Linked DNA regions of Homo sapiens: region 1 is linked to region 2. Evidence: chromatin loops called from intact Hi-C (ENCODE). Cell type or tissue: dorsolateral prefrontal cortex. All regions are shown on one strand.

The links. Peaks named below come from ENCODE experiments on the same cell type or tissue, not always from the same donor. Only the 100,000 strongest peaks of a DNase experiment are listed, where the experiment ranks them.
Region 1: it touches region 2 in a loop (2.9-fold over the local background); 28 of 110 quality-filtered maps call a loop at or near these places.

Annotation. Positions count from the first base shown.
Region 1 is chr2:1,885,360-1,887,859 of GRCh38, forward strand. It overlaps MYT1L (myelin transcription factor 1 like), which reads right to left. Exons shown (of 25, transcript NM_001303052.2): 17 at 2,129-2,250; 18 at 1,180-1,248. Among named protein-coding and RNA genes, the nearest start is that of PXDN, 140 kb to the left of the region's middle. In dorsolateral prefrontal cortex, CTCF peaks have their summits at 1,233 (motif pointing right) and 1,433; a DNase peak (open chromatin) is centred at 1,252.
Region 2 is chr2:2,290,617-2,293,116 of GRCh38, forward strand. The region is part of intron 1 of MYT1L (myelin transcription factor 1 like); the gene reads right to left. Among named protein-coding and RNA genes, the nearest start is that of MYT1L-AS1, 27 kb to the right of the region's middle. RefSeq lists an enhancer at 1,373-2,161. In dorsolateral prefrontal cortex, a CTCF peak has its summit at 1,439 (motif pointing left); DNase peaks (open chromatin) are centred at 1,077 and 1,466; H3K4me3 peaks cover 288 bases; H3K27ac peaks cover 2,366 bases; H3K27me3 peaks cover 114 bases.

The DNA of each region.
Region 1 (2,500 bases), 410 kb before region 2:
TTAGGTAAGAGGAAGCCCTCCAGGCGTTTACATTCCATGAAGAAAGTTCCAAGGGTCTTGTGGCGAAAGAGCTAGTTCAGGAAGTCACTGAACATAAGCAGGTGATCTAGGGCCCTAGGGCCTTGGACAGGGATCCTGTAAAAGATGACATGGGTGTGAAATAGAAGCCTACACTTTGCAATAGTCCTGGTCTATCGTCAGGGTCCTCGGATGCCGAGGTGGGGTGGGATGATTGGGAAAGAGATCAAATGTGGGTTGAAAAGCAGCATTATCTTTGCCTGGATAACGCTTTTTCCAAACAAAAGGAAAACCAAGCAATTTGACATAATGATATGGCCTGTCCGATAATTTAAATCGATTATCTGGGGACTCCTGGCTCTCATCTCGCTGTGAGCATCTCCCAGGTCTCACCCTCTTTCCCTGTGTGCACCTGCACGTATGCTCTCCCCGGATTGCGGAGGCTTTGAGACTCCCCCTGTGACTTCTACCCACTTCTTCCAAACCTGTCTGGACCTACATCTAGAGATGTCTATGTGAAGGAGGAAAATCTCAGTGTTGCAGTATAAATGTAGGTATTTCACCAATTTGCCAGATTTATGCTTAAAAATTATAGGCATAGAGAAGAGGGAGGTAAAACTCTAGAATGATGTGTGTCTGGTTGAATTCCATGACTCTCCGGATCCCCGAACCGTGAGTTGTCACTGTCCTAAAGAGTATTCATGACTAAGACCACAGTGTATTTAAGAAATTAGCTATTATGATGGTAGATTTTGTCATAAGTGCTATTTAAGTATCCATATTGTAAATACTGCTATGAATTTCTTTTAAAAATTAAATTTTGATTATTTACAGTCATTTTCTAAAAATTTGAGTAACTGTAAAATTTCCCTTCCATATGCATGCATATCTGAAGAGAAAACACCCATGCTTTAGGATATCCCAGATAGGAAGGATATGATATGAACAAGCTGGAGGTATGTCAGGGGAAAAGGCAGAATGGGTTGTGTGGAAAAGTGGCTGAAATTCCGAGGATTCAATCCCATGTCTACATCAAGGCACTGGGGTGCACAGGCCATGTTTTTTAACAGACATTTTTCTTTGCAAATGACATATCATTTTTTTTTGTGAACTACTGAGTGCATGGATTTTTAAAAGAGAATTATTGTCATTAAATCTTACTTGAGTTCTTGGGAGCTGGTGGCCAGCATACTTCGAATGCTTTTGTCCGCCAGGGGGCAGCCAGACAGACTGTAAGACAGGCCGGGACAGGCAGGTCAGTCAACTGCGAAGCGCGTAACTCCCAAACAAACACAACATAAAAACCGAAATTAAAGAGTTTAATGCAGAAAAGCAATGGGCAAGTGCTGTATATTGAATTTTTTTTTGTGTAATTAATTCTGAATCGGTTCGAATATAAATTTAAGAAAATATTTCTTAATAAGCAATTGTTTAAAAATAAGATAAAACATTTGTGCTCTTTGGCTTAAATGCTTAAGAAGAATTTTACAAATTTAGGTCGTTTATTTGAAAATAAAAGACATTATACAACACATAAATTAGCATGCTTTTGAAGGTCAACATATAGCACTTAAAGGGTTGACACAGAATTCAACATTTTTACTTTGACAGCATTGTTGAGGTAAGCTGAAAACAATAAATTGAAAAGACAGAATCCACCATGAGAAAAATGAAGTCACACCTTCTGTGTGAGGCGTAATTACCAGTCACATGACCACTCCCATCACACCCTGGAGTTGGACATCTGCCACCAAACAAAAACAAAAACAGCCAAAATAGTAAGTATGTTTAAAAAAAAAAAAAACTTTTAAAAAAGTTTCATTGTTTCCAGTTTAGCTGCAATGTCTGCAAGGGGATTTAAGCACCCTGAAGAAAAGCGGCAAAATGCACGGGTTAAATGAAAATGACGCCCCCATCCGACAGAGCGTCACTGGGAACAGGCAAGTGCACGGTTAGCTGCTCACTCTACTGACCCAGCAGTCGGAAACATTTATATGCTGCGAATGTCGCATGCTCAAACGGCAAGGCATATACAGATCCAGTTTTAAAAAATCAGCCAAAGAATGGGAAGATTAAGAAGATTCATAATTTCACCTCACAGCATGCTTACGTTATTAAGTCCTTTTTGCTCTCCTTGCACTGAGGGTACTTGGGTTTGGGACTTGGGATGGTCACCTCCCCGGGATACCGTCTTTCTTCTAGAGCCTCCTGGAATGGGTCCAAGTCTTCTGGCTGTGGGCAAAACACAGCTTCAGAGCCACACGGATGATCACATGGCACACAGACTGAGGGAGGTGGTTCGTGGCTCTGGGGTGGCCTCTACATCTTACACCTCTTTCTGCTGTACCTTTAAGATCCTTTTGGTCCTGATAACGCCCCTACTGAAAATGCATATTGAACTTTTCTTCCACTGCTCTAAACTCCTAAAATGATGGTCACCTGTCAGTGGTCAGGGCCCTTATTCAATATTCACCTGGCTGTG
Region 2 (2,500 bases):
ATGCCCCCAGTCCACACATACACACACATGCTCTGACGTAGAGGCAGGAAAACAACATGGTTTAAAGATGTGGTTCCTGGACCTGGTTGCATATTGCAATTACCTGCGACCTTTGGAAAGGCACTGACCCCTGCCTGCAGAGACACTGATCCAATTAGTCTGGGGTGAGGCCCAGGCATCAGTATTTTTTTTAAGGTCCCCTGGTGATCCTGATGTGTGGCCAGGGCTAAGAAACACTGGCTCAAAAGAAATCCCCAGAACTAGCAAAAGAAAATCCAGATTTGAATTGCTATTCTGCTAGTTCTTAGCTGTATGAACTTCAAAACACAACCACTTCCTCCATTAGATAAAGAGGAAAAAGATAAAACATTGACAACACCAGCCCACTCACCTTCTAGGGCCATTATAAAAATCAATTTAGATTATGTAAGGGAAAGGCTAGGTAAAAAAAAAAAATGAAAGTCAGTATAAATTATGTTTTTACTTAAGGAATAACTCAGAGCAACATTAAATTCTCCTATGCTGAGAACCCTGAGACAAAGCACAGAAGCAGCCTAAGAAGCGAGAATGATGAAAAAAATCAGGAAAAAAGGGTTGTGATTCTGGGTTTTAGCTACAAAGCCAACGTACAGCCTTCCTGCCTCCTGACTATGAAACCAGTGATTTGTGATTTGAGCTTAAATCTCTTTATGATATAAAATGAAAATGTTCTGGGCTCAGGACAATTAGCTAGAGAAGCCCATGATTTTACAGGTTGGAGCTGGAACTGAAGCCCCATGCCTGCCCATGACTTCAGAAGAAGATTTAATCTACAGGCATTTACTCCTCGCGGAAATGGAAGAGGTGACTCTTGGGGATGGGAGGCAGGAGACTGGCCAACAGGAAAGTGTCCAGGTCTTTGTCCTGAAGAAGCTCATCACACAAACTGGAAGGTGAAAATCAAAAGCGACATATTTGCTAATGGGACAAACAAGAGGAAGCCGCTCAGTTCTAAGGAGACGCGGTGCGTGATGGGTTCTGAGTCCCGGCGCCGTGGCCTGTGTGGAAAGTCGGGTTCTGCACCGCGTACGCTGGGTGCGGTTGCAGGTGGACAGCAGCTTCCCTTGCCACGTGCAGGCGCCGAGCCAGCCTGGCTCCCCGACCCACGCACCCTGTGCCCCCAGGTGCCAGCTCTTGCATTACAGGAGCCCACATGACCGGGTCTGAAAAGAACCTAAAAGTCACTGTCTCACAGAGTATTTGATAATTTTTAGCATTTCTATTCACAGCCTAGCTTTCTCTGGAGCATCTCACGAGACGTCAGAGTGCGATTCTAAGAGTGCAGAGGAGCGCTCGACAGCCCGCAGGTGCAGGGCGGGGCGGGTGGCTGTGCCCGGGCTGAGAGGAGCGGGTGGGGCCCGACTGCCCATCCAGGGCGCTGCTCTCTGGGCCTGGGCCTCAGCTGCGTGGGCTCTGCTTCCCTCTGTTGGTGTGGAGCGGGAAGGAAGGAATCTTCCCAGGCAAAAGGGGCAGCGAGCAGGGCAGGTGAAGGCTCTACTATCCTCAGATGCAAGAATTCCTGCAGAGTGACTGGGGGCGGGCGCAGGGGCCTGCAGCTCTGGGGTCCGTGGCTCAGGAAAGACTGAAGGCTGCCCTGCTCAGCCTCTCCTGAAGCTGAGTCGGTGCCGCTCAGGCCAGCCTGCGGCCTCCTTGGTTTGGGATAGCAATTCTATTCCCAAACGTTACATGAAAACAAACCTGAAATTGGAGAAAAAGTCCTTGTGAAATGCACAAAAGACTTACGGTTGGCTATGGAAAGAACTGTTGGGAAAATTCCCCACTTCGATTTCCTTTGCTATTTTTTATTTTCTTGTGGATGTCAGGACTCCATATTGCCCTCAGCAGTGACACGGTTTCTGGACAGGACACTGCAAACCCAGAGGTGGTTCGTCAGCACTCGGGGACAGCCTCCCATCCCTGTTGGGGCTCAGCGCGGGGCCCTGCCGGGACAGGTGCACAGACATAGCCGTCTGTGTGGCCCTCAGGGTCCCAGCCTCCACAAGCCACATTGAGAACACTGTGCTCAAGTCACACAGAGAGCAAAGTTTGTATTTGTAAATTTAAAAAAGACGAAGTGGTTCTACATCCTGATATCACAAGCAAGTTTGCTTCCAAGGAATCAGACGTATTGGATAAACTGTATCTGACAAACTATTCTCCCTAATTTATTTTAACCCCAAGTCTGTACACAGAGCAATCAGAAAGACATTTGAGATAAGGAGAGTGGGATAGGAGAGGAACGGATCTGTGGAAATCGGTGAGACGGGGAACCAAGGCACGCTCTTTTCCCTGAAACACACTCTGCAAAAGAACATTTTCCTCTGTCTTGCATGTTTATGTTTCATTTGCAAGTTCTGCTTACAGAGAAAATCTGAAGTCATAGAGACAGGATCAAGAAGATAGAGGCTCTGGATCTGGGGCCAAGACAGCCACCCTGGAGGCATCTGGAGCCAGAGGGTCC